2 separate regions of the Homo sapiens genome follow, and region 2 is linked to region 1. A link is a loop called in an ENCODE intact Hi-C map of the cell type or tissue named here. Cell type or tissue: adrenal gland. All regions are shown on one strand. Links, peaks and the distances in the headings refer to the core of each region. The heading gives the core; the rest is flanking DNA.

What was found. Hi-C counts contacts between places; a loop is a spot of excess contacts. Peaks named below come from ENCODE experiments on the same cell type or tissue, not always from the same donor. Only the 100,000 strongest peaks of a DNase experiment are listed, where the experiment ranks them.
Region 2: it touches region 1 in a loop (2.1-fold over the local background); 17 of 110 quality-filtered maps call a loop at or near these places.

What each region holds. Positions count from the first base shown.
Region 1 is chr3:29,408,894-29,419,189 of GRCh38, forward strand. The region is part of intron 1 of RBMS3 (RNA binding motif single stranded interacting protein 3); the gene reads left to right. Among named protein-coding and RNA genes, the nearest start is that of RBMS3, 130 kb to the left of the region's middle. In adrenal gland, for the core only: no CTCF peak of the experiment used is centred there; no DNase peak of the experiment used is centred there; H3K4me3 peaks cover 1,172 bases; H3K27ac peaks cover 1,596 bases.
Region 2 is chr3:29,290,433-29,300,728 of GRCh38, forward strand. All of the region lies in intron 1 of RBMS3 (RNA binding motif single stranded interacting protein 3), which reads left to right. Among named protein-coding and RNA genes, the nearest start is that of RBMS3, 15 kb to the left of the region's middle. In adrenal gland, for the core only: no CTCF peak of the experiment used is centred there; no DNase peak of the experiment used is centred there; H3K27ac peaks cover 406 bases.

The DNA of each region.
Region 1 (10,296 bases), core at 1,353-9,352:
ATTCCTTTCTTTTAAGGATGCAATGTTGCATAATTAGTCTGCTATTGCAGTCAGGATGCTTGCACACTTTATTTTACTCCTGGTATAGAATGCAATAGACTATCAGAGTTGAAAGGAACCTCTGAGACCATCTAATTCAACTTGCTCGTAATATAGATGAGAAAACAGCCTCTGTCAGTTTTAATGTCGCACAGCAAGTTAGCTGTCCATTAGAATCTCAGAAATAAGTTTCATTTTAGAAAATCTCAGTTATTTTCTGTATAACAAATAGAAATAGATAAAAAAAAGTAGCTAAAAACAATAACTATTTTTTCTAATGATTCTTTTCATTGACAGAGCAGGCCTCTGCTCCACGTGGTACCAATTGGGGTTACTCCAGTCACTGAAGAGTTTGGCTGGGACACCTCAGTTGCGGCACCTCAGTACTTCTCTACCTGGACTCTTTTTTCATATATTATCTCATTCTCCAGAGTCTCTCCATGTGGCCTCCCTCTCTAGAAGGATATTCTGGGCCTGAAATGACATATGTTTCAGCCCTAACACAACACAGTCTTCATTGCAGTAAGTACAAATTATTGTCCCCAAAGCTTGTCTGAGTAAATCGACATCAGGAAATTATGTTGTTGGGATTATTTCCTTACAGCATAGTGGATGGGTTCCAAAAGGCTGAGTAGTTGGGTTCTAAACTACTTAGTTATTCTCTTGGGAGCATCCCAGGATAATAAGCTCCAATGTGTGGGAGTGCTTATCTAACCACTGCTTTATCATACTCGTGACTATCTTTTGGTTGCAGCAAATCTATGGCTAAACTCAGAGCTAATGTGAGAGTATACTGGACTGGGGTATGAATTATGGAAGATGTGGTTCACTTGAAGCATCAATGTGCCTGCCTATCAAAATGGCAGATAATTTATGTGGTCAAGGTCAAGGAGCAAGTTGCAGTATGTAACACATAATGTAATGCTACTTAAATTAATTGATTTTTTTTTCATTACTTCAGTATACTGTGCACTGTTATGGGTCTGTTATTGGATTGCAGAAAAGTTGAAACTTTCTAGAATTTGATGAGCCCTGGGAATGTTCACATTGGTTTTGGCAGCCACCGTTTCTTTCTTTCAGGTAATGAGATTGTACTAGAGTCAGGCAGCTCTCAACATTTCAACATTCAAATGTTTGACCATAAGACCAGAAAAGATCCAACATATTTAATAAAAAGTGAAGGCATGGAAATACTATTTTGGATATGTTTCACTAATAAAAAGAGCAAGACTTCAGTATTAGCCTTCTATTGGAATGTAAATTATTCTGACTTGAACCCACACTGAACTGCCTGCAGCCTGTAACTTAGAAGGAAAAAACAAAGTGCCACCACTGAACTGCTGGCCTTCTAACAAATATCACCTATTAGCATTCACAATGAAGGCAAGCATGAATCAGCATGAAAGTATACCCTATATAAGGTTTCTTTTAGCTTCTCTCAAGTCTTGACACACACCTGTGTCACTGACAGCTAGTATGCAAATTGCCTAAAAGCTCCATTAGGCTAGTCTAGGCAAGGAAGCCCATCTGTTCGTTCCGTGACACTTTCCCTCCTAGATCCTCATGTGGGAATATGTCCTTGAGACATGCAGATGGATGAATTTGCGCCAGTGTCTGGTACCACCAACCTTAGGGGAAGTTGTCACTTCTACTTGCTTTATTGCCTCTAATATTTGATGTCCTCTTCCTTCAGATGCCAAAGAATAAAATTTTAAATCTAAAACTTCAAAGGGTGGTGAAGGTTTTTAAATTCTGAATAGAAAGTACATATTACTTTTTAAGCACAAGAAAATGGAACATGATGAGCCCTCTGTTTAAAAATTATGGTATTCACTGGGTGTTTTTCAAAGCTGTGTGTGTGGTCTGGTGTTGACAGGAGAGAACATACAATTTCAAATTAGCTAGTGCTTGTCAGCTGTTGCTGATAGCTGTTGGAAGGTTTTGGGAAAGACAGGGGCACGGTGATATTTTGGCAAGCTTGCCTATTAAGGACATTTGCTGGAAATGACTTCATGATTCCTATCCCTTTCTTCTTAAAAAAAAAAAAAAAGCAACACAACTACATGTAAGCAATTGGAAAAGGAAATTCAACCACTTTTTTCTGGTGGTTTTTTGAGTAGACTCAAGTCTCTTGCCCATCTCAGATTGAAATCCCCAGAGAAAAGTTAGAAGTGGCAACAACATAATCAGAAAAGCAGCTATCCTTTGATATCTGATATCCATTCATCATAAACAGGCTTCTTTCATTTTGTTAATCTGGCCTAGCAGAAAGATCTACTCATATTTCATTCTCAACGAAGGTAAGGTGGCATAAAAGTAATGGTAATCTCACCTCCTGGGTAAAGAAAACATTACAAATCAGAAAATCGTTTTTAGAAGCATACAATAACTTGTAATCTGGAACCAGAAAGATAGATATTTCCTCTTTTGACAAATCCTCATTCTATAGCAAACAATGTATAAAGACATCTGACATGTTTAAGACAGGACAGAAATGATGCTTTTGATCATTTTGGCACTAAAATGATTCATGATTTTATCAGATTAGCGCCTGTTTTCCATTTTTCAGGAAATGGTCCAAAAGACATACTGTTTTTATTGACAGGACTTCCAAACTAGTTATTATTTGCTAATAATGTTGTGTTAAAAATCTGAGCAGAGTGTCTTGCCAGAGAGAGAGAGAGTGAAACTTTTATGCCCAACGGTGTTTGGATGAGCAAGATAATTACACCCTTGTCCATAGCAGATGCTCTGTTCTTCGCTTTGGCAGTTTCCCTGTTCAGTGTGCAAATAATTTTCTCTACTAAAGTTGGTAGCTATTTGCTACAAATATATTGCTTTTCCAGCAAAGAATGGATCTTTTCCATCACCACTCACAAATAGCAACTGAATTGACTGGAGTTTTTATTGTTTCAAACACATACACAAAACTGATGTGAAGCAGAAAGAAACTCATATGAATGCCCCATGTCTGTCAAAGGATGTGAATAAAATAAGTTATTTACCAAAATAGTTGAAAAACTACATTGTAACAATGATTTGAACTTATTTAAATTAAGACTTTTGAAGAAGTCAATGTTGATAGTCAAATATTTTTAAAATTCAAATGTGCATTTAGTTAGTTTATAATAGAAAAGACACTTATTTACATATATTGCAAACATCTTATGAGCTCTCTTAGCCCCTCTATTTCTGTAACAGGCAAAATTCACTTTGTACATATATAGTGAGACCAAAAATAAGGAGCTCATATTCCTCACAGTTTTGACAGTCATGTATGACTATGCTTGAAATGGGTGGGTGTATTCTCCCTGGCCAGTGATGAACGAATACATTTCCATAAGCCACTATGCTTGCTTTTTGGGTAGCCCAGATGCTGTGGTTTTGTCTGTAAGCAGTATGCTTGCAGGTGTTTTGGCAGAGAACTGCAGAAGGAGAAGGGTGGAGAAAATACATTTATTATAGTTCCCTTTTTTGTTCTTACCACAGCCCCAGAAGCATAAAGGCAAGTAGAACCACTCCTCAAGTTGCCATGTTTTCATAGATACATAAGGCAACATATACTTATCTAATAAAACTAATAATATAATTGGGGGTTAGGTTGATGAATTACCCCTGAGTCTCCCAAGAAGAATCATTGTTGACTAGACTTTTATGGTAAAATTCACCTTCCAGCCAAAGATTAATTAAGTGCCAACTGAAAGATTTTGTTCCAAGTATGTATATGTAAGTGCTGAGAATCAGAAGTGTGGCTGGCTGCGTGGCCTGTCCTCAACTCTTCAGCATTCCAGGGGTAGAAATATCTACTGAAGGACAAAATGTTTATCACCAGCAGGGACATGAGAAAAAAATGTCTCCTAGAACCTTAAGCAGGGAGGAGATAAATCTGTCTATGATAAAGGTTTCTCAGAGGAGGTGAAATTTGAATCCTGCCTTCAGGATGAATAGGCTTGGCTACTGGGGAACCAGGAGGAAGGCATTTTATATAGAACAGCAGCAGGAATCAGGAGGCAGTAGACTGCTCATTTTCAAATGGCTTTTTCAGAGCATGCTCAAATACTACTATTAGGTTAGACGGCACTGAAAAGAGAAGATGGCCCTGTTTGGACATTAATATTATTTCTCTTCTCACATAAGAAAAAGAGAGGCAGCAGAAAGCCAGGCGCGGTGGCTCACACCTGTAATCCCAGCACTTTGGGAGCCCAAGGCAGGCAGATCACTAGGTCAGGAATTCGAGACCAGCCTGGCCAACATGGTGAAACCCTGTCTCTATTAAAAATACAAAAAATTAGCTGGATGTGGTGGTGTGCACCTGTAATCCCAGTTACTCAGGAGGCTGAGGCAGGAGAATCGCTTGAAACCAGATGCAGAGGTTGCAGTGAGCTGAGATCGTGCCACTGCACTCCGGCCTGGGCAAAGAGAGTGAAACTCCATCTCATTCATACATACATACATACATACATACATACATACATACATACATACATACATACACAGAGTTGCAGCAGAAAAGCTAGGAGAAATGCAGTATAATTTTGTTAGGAATACCAGATAATGATGTGTATGTATATACTAATAAGAATTTAATAACTCAAATATTTGGAAACATAATTCTAGTTTTATTTAATAGTTACACTGGTGTTACAAGAGAATATCAAACATGGTAGGATAAACAATGGTACAGTAGGATTCTAGGTACATCCAGGGTTAAGTAAGATTAGAAATAACTTTCATTCACATAAGACATAGGAGGTCATTTTTCCCTTGGATCCTCAGTGCTGGATTTCCATTTCCGTTTCTAGGTGAAGAGAACTGAATTGTGTAAGGGCCATTCACAGAACTTAATCACTGCTTAAAATGTTGTATCAAAGTTATAAATAACTGAGTAGATCCTGTATGAAATTGGGAACTTCCTTTTCCATAAGATAATAAATGCCTGCATCAGGGACATGGTCCTTATTCTCTTTTTGTTCCTTTTACTTAAACTTCTCCCTTACTGGCTGCTATTCTATCCTCCCTTCTCTAATTACACATAGACACATCTATGCTTCCACCCTCTTTCTCCTTTCAGAATGTGCTTAAACACACTTAGTAAAAACAGTCCATTTTGGGATATCATTTTCTCCTTGCGCGGGAGTCTTTTAAGGTTTTAGGATGAAGCATTATTGACAGGTAACTTGTGTCCTTTCTAATCACTGTTGAATCATCCCTGCAGTTTCTGTGTTTATTCTTATGCCTGATCACATTCGATAACAAAGCTTGTGCAAAATCAAAAACAAAAAGGTCTTGAACTGCAATCAAATAAAGGGGAGCTACCTGGTTAACAAATTTTACAAAACATTTATTGGAAAATATATCTATCCCATGAGATAGGACACAGTCAAAGGACCACCCACTTTCTCCATTAACATGTGGATAGCTGTCTGCTTCTTACTGCACTTTCATTCTCTAAAAATAACCACCAAGGTCTTTTAGTGAAAATAAGTAAGTTGGAACCAAAAACAAAGGCACAACATTCTTCTCCAAATAAGTTGCTCAGAAATGCTTTTTCGTGAAACATAGTTTCTAGCATCTTCCATTTTCTTGCTATTTATCCATGCTTGGAATTACTTCATTCATTAGTTCTGACAACGGATTGTATTTGTATCATTGCTTGACAAATGTGTTACATGTTTCAGTCTTAAAATATTCCACTCTGAGCTCAGTGCTGCATACTTGGGAGATAATGTTAAATCAGCCTCGCGACACACTGCTGTCATCATGCCAAATAACTCAGGGAAAAATGATAAGGGTATAAAGAGATCAATAAGGCAAGAAAATCTGTGCTTTCAAAAGTAAGGCAAAATATGAGAAAGACTATCAGTCAAGCATCGGGGCATAAATAAAGCAAGAATATGCCACGTTTAGGGCACCGTGATGCTACAGTGAGCAATTATCCCATGAGTAGTAAATTTCTCTTACGTTTGCCTAACACCTTTATTGTAGGTCATTCTAAAATGTAGCCATGAGATTCACCGGCACATTGATCAGCCTAGCATTGCTCTTTTTTCTCCCATAATAGAATAAAATGAGGATATGGCTGATAAATGCTGAGAAGGACAATTCCCAGACCATTTAGATGTGAGTGGCCACACTGGAGTGTTCTCCCTGTGTAAGAAAGATTTATATAACGCACATTTTTTAAAATATGAATTATGCAAATACATTTCTGCCCATTGAGATGATATTACTCAACAGGGCCCTCGTAAGTGCCCAGTTCTGTTGGATGTTTAGACAGAAAACAAGCAAACTGTAGATACCGGCAATTTGGAAATTAAATCTTTTATTGAGTAATAGGTACTCAGGCGTGCATCAGGAAGCAATCGTTTTTCTTTTTCAGCAAAGAGCATTAAATTATTATAAATTTGCAACAATAAATGGAATAGCTTGCAGGCACAAGACAGTAAATTTATGAACATTTGAAAATAGAAATTTATTTTTGTGTGCTAATGGTCAGGGAGACTGTGAAACTGGCCCAGAGCCCTTGAATGTCAGTCTCAGGAAGGTGATCTATAGACAGTGAAGAGAATTTCAGGATTGCTTTTATTAACATGGGGATGAAGTGTGAAAATTAATTTTTGTTGGGGGAAGATAAAGCTTAAGGCTGCATGTGGGATAGATTAGAGTACTTGGAGCTTGGGAACAGGAAATACAATTTGGAGACAGTTACCTTAATCCATATGTGAAGTGAAGTGCTCTGAATAGAAATAGTAGAACGGATGGAAAAGGCAGATGTGGGAGACACTGAGAATGCAGCATAGGCAGGACTTGGGGCCTGGCTAAGACTCAGTCATGACAATGAAATTTTTTTTTTAAATGATGTATCCAGATGTTAAATTATCAGTATACTGTATATCTGTGGAAAATGATTGCTGAGTTCAAGTGAATATTCAAGGCATAATGTAGGATGAAATTTTCATGCCATGATATAACACTTGGAAGTACCCTTCAGCATGTAGAGCCATCAGGAAAAGTGTCCAAAAAAGGACATGAAGGGGCATGGGCTAAAACACATTGTAGACAGAAAGAACAAGTGGAAACGCATAGGAAAAGCATGGCCTCTGACTCATTCCTGTGGACTATTTAGAATTAAACATCTGTTGCTTTCAACTTTCTTGGTGCTCTCCCTATTTACCTTAAGTCATTTAGCTCTATCACACGAGATACTTACATCTGAAAATGGAAGATCACCTCTTGATATGACAGAGAGATAGAATTTTCAGAACACCTCTTGGTGTGTGGGAGAGGTGGAGAGATGGAGGTGTGGCTGGAAATGTGAGATAGTGCAGGTTTGCCTAGAAGCTGACAAAATTTAGGCTTTAGGGTCCCTCCTTTTCCCCAACCTCTTCTATAATCTTATATCTAATCCTGTATAATCATTTTGTATTCTTCTCAAAAATGGTCAATGGCCATCCAAAGTGTATAAAATTTAGATCCCACAAGATCCACATTCTTTCCTTAACTGGCAATGTGTTTCCATGGTTACATGGATTTGGAAAATTTGTAAAAGAAATGCATTTTAATCACAACTGGTCCTTGTCTCTTTTCACACTAGTTTCCCTATTTGCATTTTTTTTTTCCTTGCAGTGGTGGCAGGTATTTTGGAATTTAGCTAAGGGTAAGTTGGGTAAGAGATGCATTTATTTTGAATTCAATAGGATCCATCTTTGTGTTATTGCTAGCTGTTTTGTGGTCTGAATGGTTTCCAAGAATACTCATACTCCTCACTGTACCAGTGTCTTGGGCATTGTGGCAGGAACGTGCTGGGCCAACTCAAGGTTCTATTGTGATAGGAATGTGGTCTCTGGTGCCCAACACTGGAAGGATGTGGGAAGTAGAAGAAAAAATCTGAAGCCAGAAGCGAACTCTGTGCAAAATTCATCCACATTGTTATGCCCAAATTTACTATCCTAACCTTCCTACCATTCTTACCTTATAACAAGTTATAAGCTATTACCATTTATGAGTTGTGAAGCTGAAGAAAACATTTCTGAACTATCACTAGAAAAAAAAGTGCCTATCAGCTGTTAGAGGACAGGCAGAATTATCTGTCTCTAGATAATTCTCCCTGGAGAAAATAGTATGAAATTACTCTCATATAAAGAGACAATCAAAAGGTTTGCAGCAAAAAAGGAGAGGGGATTATTTCTGAAGTGTGTCAGGGAATTAATATTATTTTCTACATTTTTTATTTTCATGTTGTTCTTCAGCTTTTTAATATTAGTGATATGTTGAAATTTCGTTTTTATTCTAAACAAATATTCATTTTTTAAGTAATTTTATATTTATAAATTTTATTCTTTTTTTAATGGGTCTCCAACATTGTATAAACTTAAGGCACAACAAGACCTGAGTTTGTCCTTGGGTTCAGGGGACACCTTAATTTTCATAATCAAGTATGTAAACTTAACCTCTGGCTCATCCATGCAGTCCACGTAGAGTTAAATATCTGTTGCTTTCAACTTTTATGGTGTTCTCCGTTTTTACCTTCAGTTAGCTCTCCCTAATATTATCTTAATTCTCTAATTATTATAATTTGGGAATATCCTATGGGTTTATATTAAGTGGAATATATTGGTATCCCTTAGTATGCTGTACCCTAATTCCAGTTAAAAAGAATGTCCCCCTTTCTGCATAGCATAGTATTTGAGAAATATATTTAAACAGACTTTTAAAACTGTTTCAAAACAGAGATATGTGGTTCAAAACAAAACAACAGTGGAATATACACCAAAGTCGGGAATATCTGAACATGGAATATTATTCCATTTAGAGAAGTTTGAGAATTTAAACTAGTTTCATTTCAGAAAAGTATTTTCAGAAGTGACACAATCCGGTGAAATAAAGTATATAATCAGAAGTGTATAATCTACTGACAAGGAAAGGAATTGTCTATCGTTTATCAATACTCTATTATATTTTGGTAAAACAAATGTAAACATTATTTTTACTCCATCTCATAATGGAACACATAAGATGTGTTCTTGACTAACAGGAAGACCAACCATTGGAATTTAAGCTTGTATAATAGGCAAAATTATAATGTCAGTGATTATTTTTCTAGTTTTCCCCTTTGGGTCTTCAATAAAAAATAATCTATATCATTAGGCAGGGATGAGATATTGATTGGTCACTAAAACTAGCACATCAGCTACAAACATAACTTTCACTTTCTTCCCATTCATAAACAAGTCATTATTTGACCTGCTGGGATGTGATAAGAAGTTCAAAGTAAATGGAACACACTAGGTCATGCCATTCTCAGTCTTCTAATCAAGATAAAATAAGTGCAGAATATACTTCTTTTTTGTTATTATCTGTGTCATTGCGCAAAATTGTAAATTGGGTCCAGGATAGAAACTGGTGGCCAAAATTAGAGGTGTGTCTATTTGTCTCTCTGAAATTGCTAACATATGACACTAATTGACTTTGTCAGAATCCTCAGTGCTAAATGAAATTAATGACCAGTGGAATCCAAATAAATAAAAGGAAATGTGCCTTTGCGTATAGCATAGCCAGATTCAGGATGAATAGACAGTCAATGTTGCAGAATATTATAATACTCCAAAAAGTGGTTCTTGGCCAATGGTGGGTGTGCTAGAATCTCACTCTTCTGCATGACTAAACTGGGAGGATTTCGGCATTAAAAAAAGAGCTCTGTCTCTGTGATGTAGTGTATACTTTGAGAATCTTTGCTTTCCTCTGCTGAAATAAGGACATAACTCTAGAGGGTGCCTATTTTCATTGGGTGAAAAATATTCCTTTGCTAAAAAAAGTCTTTCATATGAGTCTACTGATGGATCTTAATTCATTTGAGTAAAAGCCACCATGCTAATAGCAAAAGTCCTATGTTGTTAGTCCTTCTCTCATTTTATTTTTATCTGTATTATTACTAAAGCAGTTTTCTCCCATTACTGCAAACCACAAGGAAAAGCAATCAAATTGATTACATTTATTGTCTTCGAGAACTCCAGTTATAAAACTAGACCATTCCATCATTCTATTCATTGTGATACTTAAAACTGTCACTCTGGGTAGTAAAATGTGTTTTCCTTTATTATAAAGAATACAGTTTACAGTAAAATAACTGGACATTCTCACAAGAATTAGCATTGGATGCAGGTGCCATTTTTTCCTGTACTCTATGCTTGATCAAAAGGCCAAGAAGCAATCTCCTATACTCTTAATACAGGTAAGTATAGACCATATTTCAGTATT
Region 2 (10,296 bases), core at 1,109-9,108, 120 kb before region 1:
AAACAACATTTCATTTTCTTTGACTTGGTGGGAACTACCCTTGGAGGGTGGTGACAGTTCATGGATTAACCCTGGTATCCTGTCCATTACCAATGTACACCAATTCTGACTGCATCTTTAGAAATAAGAATATTGCATTTTTAGTCTAAGGTAGGTAGGGAATCCTGGAAAGGATAAAATTCTGATGTCCTTTTCTCAATGTATTTCAAAAAAATTAACCACTGCTTTTAAACTTTATTATTTACCTGTTTAGGACAATTTGGCTTCATGTTAGCAATGGAAGTTTCTCTTTCTGACTCGTGTTTAACTTTGTTGTTGAGCTGGAAAAACACAAGAAAAGGCCAGTGGGAATAGATGAAAGAACATGCAGGAATTTCTCTTCAAGTTTTGCTATTTCCTGTAACAATAGACGCTTTTTGAGGCCTCCATTCCACATCCAAAGACACATATTAAAGTGCACTAACATTCAACACCAAATTTAATTATTTCACAATAATATGTTGAAAAAGCTTTTATAATTTTGCTCCTGAAACTCTGTGTCCAAGTAAATTTAACTGATATGTATCTGTGAATTTGGAGACATCTTGCATACATGAATATTCTTGCGAAGTGAAAAAAACCTAATCTACAAATCTTTTTCAGGTACAAAGAGATTATTAGAAGACTAAGTGGAACAATGAATAAAGTTGACAATGTATTATGTTTTTTAGATATGCATATAAATGTTAATTGATTTGGGTTTTGCAGTTTTTCTTTTCAGAGTTTGGAGTTAATGCATTTGTTTCCTTGCACCAGTGTTTTTGTAGGTCTTTAAGATGGTCAGAGCATCTAAAAAGCTGGCCATATCTTTCACTATTGTGGCCTTTTGGCACTCAAAATATCTCTGTATTTTAGTAATCCCAAATTTCCGGGGAGGGACATGTGGTAGAACAGCACAGTGTATTGGAAAATGTCATTAACATTCTTTGGCTAAAATATTTCAAAAGCAGACACATTGGATTGACCTTTGGCACTGAGAGCAACTGGGAGTTCCAGATCTGGGTGCCAGGTTCACAGAATTTTTTATTGCGTAATTGGTGAAATTGTTTACTAGAGACAGAGCTTAAATGTAACAGGTGTTTCCCTAGGGCACCCTCTTAGGGGAGTAGGCAAGAGGCAAATCAATGGCACAATACTTATTCTATGGCATAATTTTTCTCAATTCTTCTGTCTCAAAATAGGGTCATAGGTTTTTTATATGTATTAAAACTGACATTTCTTCCTTTTCCCCAGTTCCCACGGTTATTTACCTAGGATAATAACATCTCTTGGTGTCTAGAAGTCTCTCTCAGCCCTAGAGAATCTACGTGCCTTTTAAAGAACACATGTCTCTACAGGTATGCACACTGCAGCTAGACCCACTATCACTCTCACAAGTGGTTGGGCAACCTGAAGATACTGCTACTCCAGCCATAAGCCAAGTGTGATGGTTTCCTTCATTTTCATTCTTATCCCAGTGTTACAGGAAAATCAAGATCCCAAGCCTAGACATAGCCATCTTCTCCAATCTTATTCAGGAAATAATTTTTTCTCTCTGTAGCCCCATATATATCCTCAGACCTGAAAATTCACACCATCCCCCAATGCTGGAGGGCGAATTCTCTCATAATCACCCTATGTTTTGATTCTCTATCTAATTACTCAATTTTTCTTCCCAGCCCTCTAGACAGATCTCACTGAATTTCATCAGCAGATGCAATGAATCAGCTTTGATTGTCTCTCTTACACATAAAACAACAACACACACGCACACATACATTCCTGAAAACCTTAACGATTATTTTAATGGTTCAGATTTTCTCTGAGGCTTTACAACCACAGAGAAATATGGAGGTGCAAAGTGGTCCTAAGAAGACACATTCCTGTTCTTTCCAGTTATAATTTATTTAATTTTATTTTACTTTGCTGCTAGTTGGTAGCACAAAGGGGTGAGTCTTACCAAAATAGAAATAACTACTATTTTTTTACTTTCTTTCACAAATATTGTGGTACCTTCTCATGATCTGAGATACATTGACAGTATATTACGCAAGTTAGCTATCTACTCTCTTTTTTATGTCATTCTTGATAGCATCTTTTGGAAATCTTATTGATTAATTCTAATTCATCCCAAATAATTTCATAATAGTCGTTTAAACTGTGAAGAGTCTGATGAACCTCAAAGCTTTTAGTGATGAGGCTGTCAATAGCAGCCTAGTAAAAAAAGAAAAAAAGATGACAGTTCTACAACCTCAACCGGTTATTTATAAGAAACAGGAAGAAAGATAAAATAAAGAGAAGAAAGAGAAAATGAACTAAAGAGAAAGATTAAGGGTATCAGGGCTCAATGTACTTTTGAACATTTCTGGAATTTGACAACTTGTTTTCCTTTCCAAAGGCAATAGATAAGAGCTGTTTAGCAAGGAAAAGGTCATTTACAAACAGAAGAAACATGTTTGGGGAAAATACGTCAATGTAAATTCATAATTTGATGTGGAGGGGTCCTGTAGTTGAGACTTTTGGTCTCTTAGGAAGAAAATTAATGGTTATGTAGACAATTAGTGCTTTATTTTGTTTTTGCACTTGTTGCAGCATTCAGTAATAGCCAGCATTTGCTTTTGTTGTTTTGACTTACTCATCACTAGTTCTCAAGGGAGAACCTGTATAAAAGCCTTCTTGATGCTTTTGATTGGAAAGAGGGATGTTTTTCAGAAAGAGTCATTGGAATCAAGTTTTAAAGTGTATTTTTGATTTTCTGTATCTAACATATTCATATACGATCTGTATGTGCTCACAAATATAACCAGGAGCAATGTTGTTGTTGTTCTGTGTGGAAAGAATCTCATTCTGAGAAGGAAAAAGCAACATTAGTTGTGAACCCAGCAAAGCCGTATTGCCATGAGAACCACACAGTACCAACTGCTTATTAAACAAGAGTGAAGTTTGAGGCCACTAATGTGCCTGAGGACCCAAGGAGCAGGTCAGTTGAGGGTATGGGTGCAGTCATGCTTACTTACTCTGGGCTAACATAAGCCTTTGTTAGAGGGGAGGAGCCTGGTAAAAAGAGTGTCTAGATTTCAACATGGCCCATAAAAGGCTAGCTGCTATTGTTATTATTCGTGGTCCATCTTTTCTGCCAAATTCATTGTATGCATTTCTCCATCCTTGTTTTATTTAGGATGGCTGTCTGATGCAACCTTGCTTTAACATTGTGTCTTCTCCATCTCCCTGTCTTTCCCAGATTGTCCTTCCTAGGGCTAATATTTTTTTTTTCTTTGTTGTAGCTTCTACTCCTGTAGCCCTTTCTTGCTCGCCCTTTCTTCTTCTATTCTCAAGTTTTCTGCTATGGATTTGCCTTCTTTGTCTCTCTGCCCTCTGATCCTTAAATTCTGCTTCCTTCTTTTTGTTCTCTCAGCTTTCAGTCTTTTCTTTTTTTTTTTAATTATTGCTTTTTATATGTTTCTCTCTTTTTTTTACAAGGTACAGTGGGATTGGGTTTTAATTTATCTTTTTTTGCTTAGTTGTAAATTTATTTTTGGCTTTTCAAACATAACTGTACTCTTCCAGATCATATTTGTGTCAGAGTTAGTCTGTAAACAGTCTGAGAACTGGGACCACAGTTTTGATCTCTGAATGCCCTGCAATGTATAGTATGGTGTATGATGCAGATTAAGGTCATAAGAAAAGGTTTTCAGAAGGTATTAGTCTATCTTGTTTTGTGTGTCTTGTACATTGGTCCATTGCTGAAGGCAGTGCTTTTTTGAACCAGAGTTGCTTAATGTCATCTTCACCTCTGTGATGCTTTATGTCAAAAGACATCTTTTTTACATGTCCACATGGATACAATCTCTTGGGGTCCTATCTTTTTCACATTAAGCACATGGGTCACTTGGCTAGTACCCTGAGGCTGTTGGCTTGAGTTGGGTTACATTCCTAACTAATGGGAAAAACCATAAAACACAAGATGAGTTAAGTCAGAAACTAATAGAAAAAAAGAAAAAAAAAACATAGTACTGCATTATAAGTTGCTGGCAAGAAAGTCAATACACGTGCCAACTCAGTGAGGGGCAGAAGTGGATTTCAAAGACAAACTAAGTAGCTAGGATTTGGAACTGGGGGATGAAAGTAAGCAAATATGTCAGGATTAAATGGTAGTGGTGGTGGTCTGGAGAAGACTGGAGAGGCAATTCCTCAGCAATTGCCAAGAATATCAGCCCTTATATGTGGCTTCCTTTTATGGGTTGGCAGAAAGTTGGACATATCAGGAAACTAACTTAGCTTGAAGAACTAGGAGATGGTCTGAGTTTTCGGTCCATCTTTTTGTCAATTTTGTTTATTCAAAATCCAGGGTCTTGACTACAATAGTTCTTATAATAATATTGAACTGTTAACCAATTTTGGACTATAGTCCAGGAGTAACCAGCCATGCCATATACCTATCCAAAGCAATACCCAGATGGGTTTTTTAACTCAGAATTTTGAAAAGACTTCAAGTATCAGGTAAAAATGACAAAATACCCATTTTAGAAAGAAAACAAAACACAATTTCCCTGTACAATTACCTACGTGGGTATAAAGACATATCTAAACTAATGCAAGATAACGTTAGATGAAATTCTGATGTAAACTTCAAAGCTTTTCTCACTAAGGAATATCTGAAAACAATAACCCTGTTGTGGCTAAGAGTACAAACTGTGATTTTGGTTTGGACTTCTCTTGGTTTTTCCAAGTTGTGCTGAATCTCCTATGTTTGTTCTGCAGTGTTCTCCTCTGTCATACTTTTTTTTATTGCATTGAGGTCCTTATTCCCAATTGCAGAAAATTATATATATATATATATATATACATATATATCTATATATATACATATATATATACACACACATATATATATACATATATATATACACACACATATATATATATACACATATATATATGTTTCATGAAATTTTAGGGAATTTTTTAATTTCAAAGTAATGCATATTTTGCATATCTAGGGAAATAATTCAAGATACAGCGGGAAAATGTTAATAATCTCCCTCAATACACTACACAGGTCTTCAAGAGCTCTCTGAAATAACTAATATTAATAGTAAGGTGTGTGTCTTTTACAGAATTCTATATGCTCTTGCAAATAGCAATCTGACATATGTTATATGAGATCAAATTGAACAGGTTAACTACTTTTTCAATGACAAATGTAATTTAGATATTCTTACCAAGTTTTTAGATATTTCTGGTTTTTTATTGTCATATTAATTGTTCCTACTTTATTTGTACCACGTTTTATGCAAGTGTTGCCCATAGGTGGACATGCATTTTATTGCCATCATTTTGCCAATATGAATAATTCTAAAATATATATTCAGGGTACTTATATAAATACTAAAAATTAAATCTTTCATCTTCTAATTAAGTTTGCTTCCTTTAAAACACTGAAAATTGCCATGATGAGTTTCGTATTACACAAGGATTAACATCTCTCTTTGGCCCAAAAATTCTGTGCCCTGCAAGGTTGTCCTGCCCCTCTGTGTTTTGATGACAGGATTGTACTCTTCCTTTGGTAAGAAGATGGACTTCCTGATGGAAGTACAAGCTGAAAGGGAACCCTCACATTTGGCAGAAACAGGAATATCTTCCTTCCTTTGTGACACTATCACAGATCCCAACAAGCGCTTGGGGTCAGCAATTCTAGGATCTCATTACTTGGGGGCTGCTCTTTTGTGAAAGGTCAGCTTCCTTTGTCTGCCACCTTATATACAAAGTAAAAAGGGCAGCAGCAGTCAAGGACAATGTTAAGCAGCCCAACTCTTCCTAATAAATTTCAAAGCCCACTGAAATATTTTTGTGCTAGAACACATATTTTTTTCCAAAGGCTTTGGAAATCAGAATTTTTATTTTTACATTATTATCTTGGGAATGTGTACAACTGTATTTCTTAACAACCCTCATCTGTTGAACTTGTTTGGCGCTGCTTAATCAGTGTCAAGTAATGTCATGGTTTATCAATTGAGCTGGAAAAAGTGACTCTGTAAATCTAATGGACCTAGGTTAAATCTATTGTTATTTCCTTTTTCTAGCCTGTACTTGATATGTTTCTCACTTTGAATTCAAATGTTAAGATCAGAGCATGACAATAAAAAGAATAATACAAAAGTTAACCTATTTAATATGTGATGCTGGGATGACACAGAACTATTTGCTACCTAAAATATGTCTAGAAGATGGGAGATCATAAAGTCTCAACAGTTTCTTCTCCTAGAAGAAAAGTTAGACCAAGAATGTGTATTTCTGATAGTAGTTAATCCTCTTTACATAGTCATATTTCACAGAACTTAATCACATCTTTCCAAGTTTGATGGCCAAATCTCACATGCTTTGGAAACTCAGGGAGTTTTTCCTTCCCAAGGACCTGAAAAGATGACCTTTTTTTTTTTAAACACTTTAGTCAAATTAGCATTTTTTTTTAACTGCTGGAAGACTCACCATTTTTTAACCCACACTTAAAAATCATTAATATATATTATACTTAATATACATTTAGTGAGAGCAGAAACATTTTAACAAAGTCTGGAAAAGGAATTTAGTAATCAGAAACGAAAACAGTGTGGTTAGGTGAAAGGACTCTGAGTGTGCTAGTAGAGTAATAGTTGTGGGAGGTCCAATTTTTGATTCTACAACTTGCTTTAATACGATTTCCCCAGAGTTTCTTTACTTTTTAATATTTCAGCTTCTTGTCACTTCTTCCCATTACAAGAATATTTAGTTATTTGGTAAAAATGTCTTGAGGATCAATATTAGACTAATAGTAATGTGTTTCAGTGTTCGGTGAAGAATGCCAATATATTAACATATTATGAAGGTGATAAAATATAAATAAGAACCATTAACTCAAAGAGATTGTTATTAGTGATAATGGTAAGGAGAGGGCAATTGAAAAGCTTGGAATTGACTTGATACGTGAATATAATGGAGCACAAATCCTTAAGATGGCTCCGATCAATGCTATTCATTGAAACATTTCTTTGCACTTCCATTATGCTTCTCCACATCCATCTCTGCAATCAGCTGGATTGAAATCATATAGAGATTTGCTCTCAGTATTTCTTATACTTCTTACATGAATTTTCTTTATTGTTATTTTGTTTTGGAAAGGAGTGCAAGTCTGTCTCAGCACTCTATTCAAAACTCACCATATAGTCTGAGATGAATATATTGGAAAGTTGTCTGGTTCTTACATTGCTATATTTCACAATACTTGTACTTTCCTCATTTAAGGTTCCAGGATACCTTTTGTCCCCTAGAGTAAATAAATTAGAGGGGAGAAAAGGTGTCATTTTCTTGCAGCCAGCTTACAGAGTGCCAGCCCTTGCCTCCCTAGAGTGAAATCTCATGTTTAAAAATGCTGTGAGTGAGGCCAGCACTGGCTTTGGGTGTGGTATTGGGTTTTAACTAGATAATTCTTCAGACTATTCACTGGGAAATGAAGGAATGGAGTTTTGTTTTAGTTTTTTTCAGCTTAGCATTGAGCTTTCAAATATCTTCAAACTTGCTCACATTTAGCATTGCTAAACTTTAATTTTACCCTTTTGTTAATCTTCCTCCAATTACCATGATTGCCTTTACCAAGCTCTTCATGCTCAAAACCCAAGGGCAATCTCAAAGGTCTTCAAGCTATGTGATCCCCACCCCCTGCATGTGGTAGGTGTTTAATAAGTGTCAATTGACTGAATGATTGGTCTACATGAAAGTGGCTGTTCCACATCCTGTACTCGAATAATACTCACTGAGCAATATATTTTGGGCACTTAACCATTTTTGCCTTCCTTTTGGTATATCCTATTAGCTCTCAGAATGGAGAATCCTCCACTTCATCTTTCTTCTGCCCTCAGATCTTACAACAGTGCTAGTCAGTATCTATTGAATAAAGAGTGTATGGTTTAATTCCCTACCCTAGATGTCCTTTAATTGATTTTATAATCTTCAGGAAACTTAATAAAACCTCTTTGATACTTACCTTTGCTTCCCTTATAGTTTGCTTTCTTCCTTTTTAATAATTCAAAATAATGTTTCACTTTCAATTATAAAGATACTAAAGCTAAGACAAAAATATTAAGGTAAAATTCTCCTCAAGGTGTTTGGCATTTTTTTTTTCCGGGAAATATTTGGTTTCTTTTTGCTTACTCACATGTTTACTCTCAATATAAGACGTTTATCTCAATACATCTACCTTCTCCCACCCTTTTATGTACGTTTGGTCTCATGACGTTTTGTGAAAAAGGGAAATAAGATTTTTCAGTGTTTGTGCAATGTTCAATTTTAAGATCTTCTAGTCCAGTACTGTATCTACTCATTATGTATCCTATAGTTACTAATATTTGAGTTTGGTACTTGGAATATTAGAATGTGAAATAAAATGCTGTATCAATCAATACATGTTTCTGGAGCTCTCCCTATTGCCACCACTGCTTGGGGGTGGTTTGGACAAGACAGGAGTTATAACACGATTCTTGCCCCTCAGAAGTTGATAATTTATTTGAGAAAACAGGGAGGACTCATGAACAAAGGAGGGTAATCAAATGCTAAGTCATGCGACATTGACTTAAATTGAGGAGAAAGGGCAAGGACTGTTGGAGCAAGTAGACCCTTAAAGGGAGAAGACAGTCTTGGGCCAGGTTTGAGGTGGGCATATAGTTGGGCATTTGGTATATTGCTTAAGTAACAGCAGGAAGGGAAAGTATTCTTGCTAGAATAAAAGTAGAAACATAATACAGGCACGAGATTGGAATTGAGAAGGGACAATATAATGACAAAACAGACTTAGATGAAACAATGCATCAGAGAGGCACAAGGTTAGAAAGAGCACAGCAATGACAGAAAGGCTTTAAGAGGGCAGATGAGAAAAAGTTAATAGTGGTTTAATTTTGGGGTAGGGAGTGGTTTTGTAAGTTTCATTTTTAAGGCATAACCATGAATGAAAACAATGATAGATTTTTAATTCTTTATTGTTTTAATAAAATGCCTACATTTTGACTAAAATAATATGATTGGCCCTCCACATCTGTGGGCTCCACCAAGCGTGATTTCTACCAACTGCGGGTTCCATCAAGTGGGGGTAGAAATTATTTGAAAAAAAATTAAAAATAACAAAGCAATAGTAAAAATAATACAAATAAAAATATAGTATAGCAACTATTTATATAGCATTTACACTGTTTTAGGTATTATAAGTAACCTAGAGATAATTTAAATTATATGGGAGGATATGCATAAGTTATATACAAACACTACACCATGATATATAAGGAATCAAAGCATCTGCAAATTTTAGTATGGGGGTGGGGGTTCCTGGAATCAATCCCCCACAGATAATGAGGGACAACTGTACTTACAAATCTTCATATAGCAGAAAACCTACTACAATGAAACATAAAAAGCTAACAAATAGTCTTATAAAAGAAGGCCTGCAGTATATATGACAAAAGTTTAATATCCTAGATATAAAATTTGCTTGTACGACTCAATAGGAAAAAAAGGGAGAAAATATTCTAATAATAAAAGACACAAAAAAGCATAAATGAAGAAACAGAAATAGCTACCAAGCACTCAAAAATATATGTCACTAATAATCAAAGAAATAATAACCACGAGGGAGATACTATTTTTGCCTACTTGGTTTTTAAAGAGTTAAACATTTCCTAACAACCAGAGTAGACGGAGATGTTGGAAGACAGTCACTTTCACTCATTGTTCATCCTTAGGGGAATATTACTGAATAGGTGAATTTTGGATCTTTATTTGAGAGATAATGTATCAAAAGCTTTAAAAACATACATGCCCGGTTATATAGCAAAACCAATTCTAGAAATTTTTGAAAAGAGATTAAAGTGTATATCTACAAAGATGCTTATTGTCGCACTGCTTTTAACAGAGAAGATTATAAGCAATCTAACTGTCCATCAATAAAGGAATAGATTAAATGAATGACGTTTTATCTTTACAAAGAACTACTATGCAGCCATGAAATCAATGAATATGGATATAATGACTGAGGAAAATACCATACTGTTAGAATTTAAAATGTGACAAAGCAGTTTTATAATATGATTCCAAATCTTTCTTTGAAATCTGTGTATGTGTGTACACATTTATGTTTGTATCTGTATTTATTTGTTCCTATAAAAAATATAGGAAAAGTTTTGCGTGAGTTTTGGAGTTGCAGGCATTGTTAAATGCTTTTGAATATGCATTGATTATCACTGCAAAAATTAATAT